2 separate regions of the Homo sapiens genome follow, and region 2 is linked to region 1. Evidence: chromatin loops called from intact Hi-C (ENCODE). Cell type or tissue: IMR-90. All regions are shown on one strand.

Evidence for each region. A loop is a pair of places that touch in the nucleus more often than their neighbours do. Peaks named below come from ENCODE experiments on the same cell type or tissue, not always from the same donor. Only the 100,000 strongest peaks of a DNase experiment are listed, where the experiment ranks them.
Region 2: it touches region 1 in a loop (4-fold over the local background); 3 of 110 quality-filtered maps call a loop at or near these places.

What each region holds. Positions count from the first base shown.
Region 1 is chr1:10,527,337-10,532,336 of GRCh38, reverse strand. All of the region lies in intron 2 of PEX14 (peroxisomal biogenesis factor 14), which reads right to left. Among named protein-coding and RNA genes, the nearest start is that of PEX14, 55 kb to the right of the region's middle. RefSeq lists an enhancer at 3,093-4,292. In IMR-90, a CTCF peak has its summit at 1,883; DNase peaks (open chromatin) are centred at 1,336, 1,846, 3,476 and 3,826; H3K4me3 peaks cover 1,586 bases; H3K27ac peaks cover 2,085 bases.
Region 2 is chr1:11,005,027-11,010,026 of GRCh38, reverse strand. No RefSeq gene overlaps it. Among named protein-coding and RNA genes, the nearest start is that of TARDBP, 5.1 kb to the left of the region's middle. In IMR-90, no CTCF peak of the experiment used is centred here; no DNase peak of the experiment used is centred here.

The DNA of each region.
Region 1 (5,000 bases):
ACCAATTCCACAATTTTGGGGAAATTTCATAATTTTCACTATGTGTCACTTAGAGATAAAACTGAGGTGCAAGGAAGAGGAGTAAATTCTTGTCTTTGCAGTCTCATAACAATGGTTACACCGGAGTCACTGGAGTCACTGTCAGCAACTTGGAAAAAAGCGGGGGGGACTTCAGGTTGAAAAACACCTTTAGATCTAAGATGACTGGCCAATTGAGAGAGATTTGTATTTGAGAGAGCAGGATTTGTAACTGTATAAATCAATGGAATACAGTATACTCAGGGGTTATCTACTATGAACTATGTGCTGTTAAATGCATTGTGTAGGGTAAGTAATCCCCAGTGAGAAGAACTGAGGTTCCTGACAGTCCTCACCAAAGAGATGCTTCCTATGTGTTTTCCACTCTCCTACAAAAGACCTGCACATTGTAATCTTCAGAATACACACTTTATTTTCTGCACGAGGGGGACAGGAGGACAGAGCCTGCCTAATAATGAACCTGGGGTTTGAGGGAGCCTTAGCACTTTGCACCTGACATGTAAACCTGATGCATTGTCTCCAGTGACACTTATTTGGAATGCCACCAATTCCAGCACTCCTGTGTACTACATACACATCTATCTCCTAAGATGTGAGCATTCATTAGCCATCTTAAAATATTAAAAATATTCAAAAATTAATGACACTAACAACCAAAGCCAAGTCCTTTTAACCCACAGAGATCACAACTAGAGGGCAAAAGAAAATGACCAATATAATCTACGGGCCCGAAACCCCATTCCAGCGCCGCACTGCTCCACGTGCGCTGCTCAGAAGATTAAATTGCCTGTGAAAGGTTCCTACGTTCATACACTAAAGTAGATACCCAGAATCCTGTTAACAAGCGTTAGACCAAAGCCAACTCGAGTTTTAACAAGGACTGACTTAAAAAGCCAGGCACTGCCAAGAATGAGAGAACCCTCTTCAAACAGAAATGCTGCATTTTAGTAAGAAATCAGTACTCTGTCAGGAGTTCCTTGACAAATATGGTCATCGGCGGCACAGGGAAATAGTTGCAAAGCAGCTGTTAATCAGAGAAACACATCGTAGAACGCTGATGCTAGCACTCGTGAAAAAATGCAACGGGCTAATTATGAAGCTATATATCTCACTAAAGAGGCCGTGTTCCTTGAGATTCCAGGCAGAGCACTCTCGGATCCAGGGTCCTAGGACAACATAATTCTGGTTTTCTACATGCAGGCTCCTCTCTGATCTACCATTCACAATGCCGGGCTCCCTGTTCTTTCTCAAGTCTACACGCTCTCTTTCTAGCTAGGGAACAGGCTGGGGAGGGAAGGAAGCAGCGGCAACCACAAGCCACATTCCACGAACATATCCAAAAGGTGACATATCCTAAACCAGAGTAGAAGAAAAATCTACAAGTATGCAAAAGAAAGCAAGCGTCGGAATTGTCATTCTCAGTGTGGCAGGAGGGCAAATGTGTGTGAGCCTCAATCCAGGATTTCCCCAGCTGCCAAAATGAAAAGAAAGACTAAAAAAGCAGCAGGAATAAACAAAAACTAGAGGCAGTTCTGTGTGCAACCTCAAAGGGAGAAAGAAAGCTTCCAGAAAGCTGCTCTCAGAGTGTGACTGCAACTCAGGGACGCCAAGGGCCCAATAGCCAGGTAAGAGGGGAAAGTTAATATGCAGAGGAAGGCTCGGTCAGCCAAAATTCAATACGCGCCTCTGCAAGGACAAGGAGGAACAGGCTCCCCGAAACCAGACTAGTGGGAGTAGGGGGGAGGGGCCTGCACACTCGGAGTAAAACCACTGGAATGGCAAGAGGGGAATAACCTTGAGGTGGACGAGCCCGCAGGCGGCAGAAGCGCAGAGCCAAAGTGCCCCCTAGCCGGAGCCGGCGGAGGCGCAGGCCGGGGCGGCCGCTCCGCTAACTCGCACAGCCCAAATTAAGTGTTTTCACTCAGGGAAAATGAAATGTTTTGCAAGATGAAACAGAATGAAAATTGAGGTTTTAGGTAATTACTAGTTGGCATTTACATATCACGGGCTGGTTCAACACCTATTCATTTTCCTCTTTTATTTTCAATTTTTAAAAATTGCTCATTAAAAATGAACAGATGACAGTGACAGGAATTTTTTTTGTACTCTTTCCCCTTCTCTGAGGGTTACAAAACCAAGAGGCAATTTTAGCCCATTTATCTATAATTAACGCACACACAAAGGTATGTTTCATGTACATTAAGGGAGGAAAGGAGAAGGGAAAGTCAACAAAAGCCAGGAAGTTCAACAATAAAGACAGTGAGTTGTACTCAGGTAGCCTCCTGCACCTGGGTAAGGAGCTGGCTAGCAAGTGCCCTGGCACTCAAGGAGTTAAAGGAAAGAGCCTCTCTTTCGACTTGGAATTTCCTGGGTTTTGTCACTGTGTCCTTCCCATTGTTGATTTGGGTTACAACACTATACTAATTAAGCTTGTGGGCCCTAATTTCCTTTGTTTTACTTTACTTTCCTCTGTCCTTTTGTTTTTCACATTAAAGAAATAAAATTCCGCTGGTAGAAGTGCACAGGAGTTGACATGATAGAACAGAATATATTTTAAGGCTATTGTGTAAATCTGTATTTAGGGAATTCTAAAGCATGCATTATTGACCCTAGTCTCTCTTAAAACTCATTGATATATGTAGTAAAAGCCTTTATGAAAAGTGGCAACTTCACATGCACAAAAACTACCTTTCAAAGTGAAATATCTCTGCCATTTATTTTTTTTCCCTTGGCCTTAGTTAAAAATATTGCATGAACTGCTTGCCAGAATGTCATTGTTTTGTTATTTGATTAAAGTAGTTCTTCCAGAAATGTATATTGAAATAAAAAGCATCTTAAACCACCACGCACTATTTAATGTCAAGGGACAGTGATCTTAGGGACGTAAGGGTGACTTTGGAGAGGTGTCCGTGTCCAGCCGAGGACTCTGGGTGCCAACTTCCAGCCCAAAGGGCGCTGGTGCAGTGGAGGAGCACAGCTTGAAAAGCAGAGCTGCTGATGCAGCGGGTGACGGTCACCACGCCACAGAAGGAGCTGTGGAGTACACGCCGGCCTGGAAGAAATGAAACCCTTGCTTGTGGGTTGGGAAGATCAAAGTTCCTTTTTAGGAAAGGTTGAGAAGGAAAAGCGTTTTTCTCCTTCAGGGAGAAAGAAAAGCACATTTAAATGCCTTGTCCCCACGCATCCCCACCTGAATTTAGATAGCAGCCCCTCTAATTTTTGATGCAACCAACAAAGCAGTTACCCAAAGAGGGGAGGAAAAAAGGATGACATTTGCCTTTTCCCTGCCTTTGAAATGCAACTGGCAGCAAATTGTTTGAAGTCCTGTTTAGAGAAGAAACTGTAATAGCCTTCATACTGAAAAGAGGAGGAAAATGCCATTATACACGGATCACGGTAGCAGTGACCTCAGCAGAGAAGGCAAACGAGCTGGCTGCAAGTTGGAGGTTTGGCCAGCGTGCCAGGAACGGAAATAAAAGGTTTATGTGCCAGAGACGAGTGGCAAGAGCTGGGTGCTCGATCCCAAGAGATACCAAGGAAAGACAAGTAGTTCAATTCCTTAACATGATGTTTTTCAACAGCTCCTTGACTGCTCCTTCTTCCAGTATCCCCTGGTTTTATATTTTCAATATTCCTCTAATTTCCCTGCACTGTTAAAGAGGAAGCAGAGAGCACCCAGGCTTCGTGTTGTAAAATTAATGAAGGTGTCAAGCTGTTGAGTTAAATCACTCTAAAGGAATGTAATGACTCAGTGTCCAAGATGCTCCCTGAGAGAACTGTGAGCTCACACAGTGACGGTGGCGGGTGACTCCAACACTAAAAATATGTGGCACACAGTCCCCAGCACCTCCCTAATGATAACACTGCCTCTATTTCCTAGTCTCTTTCTCTCCACCACTGGTTGAATTTCATGCTTTCTGAAAGGTATTTCTCCTAACCTCCAGCAGCTTCAGATGCTCAGCAGATGAAACCCTGCTTCAGCTTCCACTTCTTTTGAAGTTCGGCCAGATGGAGATTGGTGAAGCTCTCTAGTCATGCACTATTGAACTGCGGGATGATTAGGAAGGAGACGAAGAAAGGTTGTGTCATGGATAATGGCAACCTCAAACATTAAGGCATCACTGGGGGTCAGCTACTGAATAGGTGACCACCAGCTGGTGCAAGGCAGGATCCCCCTCAAGGGCTTAGGGCCACCTGCCCTAAGGGCAAGAAGATGGGCTCCTGAATTCCAAGGAAGATAAGCTCTGGACCAAAAAATTATGTGTACCATCAACCCACACTCTGCACAAAACTAAAACCTTCAAGGAGTCTTTAAAAGGCACTTCTAGGCCAAGCACAGTGGCTCACGCTTGTAATCCCAACACTTTGGGAGGCCGAGGCGAGTGGACCAGTTGAGGCCAGGAGTTTGAGAAGAGCCTGGCCAACATGGCGAAACCCCATCTCCACTAAAAAAAATACAAAAATTAGCCAGGTGTGGTGGTGCATAGTCTTAGCTACTAGGGTGGCTGAGGCATGAGAATTACTTGAACCTGGGAGGCAGAGGTTGCAATGAACCAAGATCGCACCACTGCACTCCAGCCTGGGTGACAGAGTGAGACTCTGTCTTGGAAACAAACAAACAAAAAAATAAATAAATAAAAGGCAATTCTACCAAACACCCCATAAGAAAATTAGAGAATGACCTAATGCTAAAAAATAAATTTGAATACAAAAAAAAAGAACTACTCATAGCCTAGAATGAGTTCAAATTTAGAAACAAATTTTTTCTTTTTTTTTTTTTTTGAGACAGAGTCTCGCTCTGTCACCAGGCTGGAGTGCAGTGGCGTGATCTCGGCTCACTGCAAACTCCACCTCCCGGGTTCAAGCAATTCTTGTGCCTCAGCCTCCCGAGTAGCTGGGACTATAGGCACATGCCACCACACCCAGCTAATTTTTGTATTTTTAGTAGAGACAGGGTTTCA
Region 2 (5,000 bases), 480 kb before region 1:
GGTAGTGCTGTGGAGTCCTGGACACTAGCTCCAAGTGGGCAGAGCTGGGTATGCAGAAGTTCCTAGAGACAGGTCACACAGGAACATGACCCCAAAGGCTGGCCCTTCTCCTAAGAAGTTTTCAGGCTAGTTGGGAGGACAAGCAAACACTGTCTCAAAGAAGGTAAGTAACTCAGGAAGATAATTATAAGGCCAGAGGGAGACTGGACCACAGATCTTCCTGCTCCTATCTCAGTTGTCTCTGGGATTCAGCTTTACAGCACTGATTGTCAAAAGTTGTTTGAAACACAACATTTTTTTTTTTCAAGACAGAGTCTTGCTCTGTCGCCCAGGCTGGAGTGCAGTGGCACAATCTTAGCTCACTGCAACCTCTGCCTCCCGGGTTCAAGCTATTTTCCTGCCTCAGCCTCCCAAGTAGCTAGGACTGCAGGCGTGTACCACCCCACCTGGCTAATTTTTGTATTTTTCGTAGAGACGAGGTTTCACCATGTTGGCCAGGCTAGTCTCCAACTCCTGACCTCAAGCAATCCTCCCGCCTCAGCCTCCCAAAGTACTGGGATTACAGGCATGAGCCACTGTGCCTGGCCCAGGCCCTGGTTTTCAACTGGGTCACTTGGGGACTTACCTTCTCCCCTTCCATCAACCCCCTTGAATTCTCCCAGCTCATCAGCTCCATGAGGCAAACAGGACACAGCTCCACAACATTCCTGAAAACTGAAAGAAGCCTGGGCGCGGTGGCTCACGCCTGTAATCCCAGCACTTTGGGAGGCCGAGGTGGGTGGATCACCAGAGGTCAGGAGTTCAAGGCCAACATTGTGAAACCCCGTCTCTACTAAAAATACAAAAAATTAGCAGGGCATTGTGGCAGGCACCTGCAATCGCAGCTACTCCAGAGGCTGAGACAGGAGAATCGCTTGAACCCGGGAGGCAGAGGTTGCAGTGAGCCAAGATCACACCATTGCACTCCAGCCTGGGCAACAAGAGTGAAACTCTGTCTCAAAAGAAAAAAAAAAAAAAGACAAAACTGAAAGAAATACTAGGGCAATAATGATACATAGATTTATTTATTTATTTATTTATTTTTTGAGACGGAGTCTTGCTCTGTCACCCAGGCTGGAGTGCAGTGGCCCAATCTCGGCTCACTGCAAGCTCCACCTCCCGGGTTCACGCCATTCTCCTGCCTCAGCCTCCCAAGTAGCTGGGACTACAGGTGCCCGCCACCACGCCCGGCTAATTTTTTGTATTTTTAGTAGAGACGGGGTTTCACCGTGTCTCAGTCTCCTGAGCTCGTGATCTGCCCGCCTCCGCCTCCCAAAGTGCTGGGATTACAGGCGTGAGCCACTGTGCCCGGCCCTATTTATTTATTTATTTATTTATTTATTTATTTATTTATGTAGGTGTGCACCACCACATCTGGCTAATTAAAAAAACTTTTTTGTAAAGACAGGGTCTCATTATGTTGCCTAGGCTGGTTATGAATTCCTTGCCTCAAGTGATCCTTTCACCTTGGCATTCCCACATGCTAGAATTACAGGCACATACCACCACCCAGCCAATAAAGATATTTAAATAAAAGTAACTTTAGGGCCGGGAGTGGTGGCTCACACCTGTAATCCCAGCACTTTGGGAGGCCGAGGCGGGCGGATCATGTGAGGTCGGGTTCAGCCTGACCAACATGGAGAAACCCTGTCTCTACTAAAAATACAAAATTAGCCGGGCGTGGTGGCGCATGCCTCTAATCTCAGCTACTTGGGAGGCTGAAGCAGGAGAATCACTTGAAACCAGGAGGCGGAGGTTGCAGTGAACCAAGACTGAGACATTGTACCCCAGCCTGGGCAACAAGAGCGAAACTCCATCTCAAAAAAAAAAAAGTAGCTTTAGGCTAGGCACAGTAGCTCACACCTGTAATCCCAGCACTTTGGGAAGCCGAGGCAGACAGATCACTTGAGCCCAGGAGTTCGAGACCAGCCTGGGCAACATGGTGAAACCCCATCTCTACAAAAAATGCAAAATTTAGCCGGACCTGGAGATGTACACCTGTGGTTACAGGTACTGGAGAGGCTGTGGTGGGAGGATCACTTGAGCCCAGGTGGCAGAGGTTGCAGTGAGCCAAGCTGTTGCACTCCAGCCTGGGCGACAAAGCAAGTAATAAAGTAATAAAGTAATAAAAATCTTTATTGTATCAAGATTAATTTCCTCTTCATCTCCATGTTTTTAGCTCCTGCCAAAATTAGAAGCTGCCTTCCCAAATAGTCTAGGTCTAATTTAGATTTTAAAAACAAATTTTTTACATTGAAATAATTTAAAATTTATGATAGAGTTCCAAGAATAGTGCAAAGCACTGCTGTGTTCCCTTCATCCAGATTCATCAACTGATTACATTATGTCACATTTGGTCTATCACTCACTCTCTCTAGACATGTAAATTAATAACATGGCTGGGCGCAGTGGCTCACGCCTGTAATCCCGCACTTTGGGAGACCAAGGTGGGCAAATCACCTCAGGTCTAGGAGTTCAAGATCAGCCTGGCCAACATGGTGAAACCCCATCTCTACTAAAAATACAAAAATTATCTGGGCATGGTGGCTCATGCCTGTATTCCCAGCTACTTGGGAGGCTGAAGTGGGAGAATCACTTGAACCCAGGAGGCAAAGGTTGCAATGAGCTGAGATGACGCCACTGCACTCCAGCCGGGGCAACAAAACGAGACTCCATCTCAAAAAAAAAATTAATTAATAACATATATGTTCTTACTTATCCATTGAGATTAATGACAGACTGCGTGCCCCTTTGCCTCTAAAAAGTTTGTCTTTCCTAAGGACAAAGACATTCTCTTACACAATCACAATACTGTTATCAAATTCGGGATTTTAACATTAATGTAACACTCTTTTCTAATATACAACCATTTTAAAATTTGGCCCTTCCCGCCCCCGCAGAAAAAGAAACAAAAACAGGTTGCTGTGGTGGCTCACACCTGTAATCCCAGCACTTTAGAAGGCTGAGGTGGGTGGGCAGATCCCTTGAGCCCAGGAGTTAGAGGCCTAGCCTGGGCAACATGGTGAAACCCCATCTCTACAAAAAAAAAAAAAAAAAAATAAGCCGGGCATGGTGGTTCACACCTGTAGTCCCAGCTCCTTGGGTGGTTGAGGTGGGAGAATCACCTGAGCCTGGGGAGGTCGAGGCTGCAGTGAGCAGTGATCACATCACTGCACTCCAGCCTGGGTGACAAGAGTGAGACCCTGTCTCAAGAAAAAAAAAAAAAAGAAAGAAACAAAAACAAAACATGTCCTTTGAATAATTTTTCTTTTTTTTTTTGAGATGGAGTCTCGCTCTGTCGCCCAGGCTGGAGGGCAGTGGCGCGATCTTGGCTCACTGCAAGCTCCGCCTCTCGGGTTCACGCCAATCTCCTGCCTCAGCCTCCTGAGTAGCTGGGACTACAGGCGCCTGCCACCACGCCCGGCTAATTTTTTTGTTTTATTTTTAGTAGAGACAGGGTTTCATCGTGTTAGCCAGGATGGTCTTCATCTCCTGACCTTGTGATCAGCCCGCCTCGGCCTCCCAAAGTGCCTTTGAGTAATTTTTCTCTCTGATCTAGGATCCAATCCAGGAACATTGTATTCCATCATTGTGGCTCTTTCAACTCCTTCAATCTAGAACACTTTCTCAGCCTTTCTTTGTCTTTCATGCCATTGGCACTTTTGAAGAGTTCAGGCTTGCTTTGTTTTTGGAATGTCCCTCAATTTGGGGTTGCCTGATGTTTCCTCATGATTTGATTCAGATTATAAGTGTTTGGCCGGGCGCAGTGGCTCACACCTGTAATCCCAGCACTTTGAGAGGCCGAGGCAGGCAGATCACAGGGTCAGGAGATCGAGACCATCCTGGCTAACACAGTGAAACCCCGTCTCTACTAAAAATACAAAAATTAGCTGGGCACGTGCAGTGGTAGGCGACTGTAATCCCAGCTACTCGGGAGCTGAGGCAGGAGAATCACTTGAACCCGCAAGTTAGAGGTTGCAGTGGGCCGAGATCGTGCCATTGCACTCCAGTCTGGGTGACAGAGTGAGACTCCGTTTCAAAAAAAAAAAAAAGAAAGAAAAGAAAGTACATTTGCAGGGCGCTGTGGCTCATGCCTGTAATCCCAGCACTTTGAGAGGCCGAGGTGGGCGGATTGCAGTTGGAGACCAGCCTGGACAACATAACGAGACCTGTCTCTACAAAAATTAGCCAGGTGTGGTGGCATGCACCTGTAGTTCCAGCTACTCAGGAGGCTGTGGTGCCAAGAGGTAGAGGTTGTAGTGAGCCAAGACTGCACTATTGCACTCCAGCCTGGGCAACAGAGTGAGACCCCATCTCCCCCAATTACCCACCAAAAAGAAAGTAAATTGCAGACATCACAGCATTTCACTCCTAAATTCTTCATCCTGCTTCTCCTAAGAACAAGAATATTGTCCTTCATAACCACAATGATAATCATAAGAGAAAATGAATAATTATTTCCTGCTATCATCTAATACCTGGTCCACATTCAAATTTCTACAATTGTTCCCCTCAAATGTCTTTTATAGCTGTTTTCTTTTTCTTTTCTTTCTTTCTTTCCTTTTCTTTTTTTTTTTTTTTTTGAAACAGGTCTCACTCTGTCACCAAGGCTGGAGTGCAGTGACACAATCCTGGCTCACTGCAGCCTCGACCTCCGGGACTCAGATGATCCTCCCACCTCAGTCTCCTGGATAGCTGGGGCTACAGGTGCATCCCACCACACCAGGATATTTTTTTTGTATTTTTTATAGAGATGAGGTTTCACCATGTTGCCCAGGCTGGTCTCAAACTCCTGGGGTCAAGTGATCTGCCCGCCTCGGCCTCCAAAAGTGCTGGGATTACAGGTGTGAGTCCCTGCGCCCAGCCTGTATTTTCTTAAAATAGGATCCAATTAAGCTTCATGCATTACATTTGCTTAGTATGTCCATTAATCTTTTTAAAATCTAGAATAATCTCCCTAT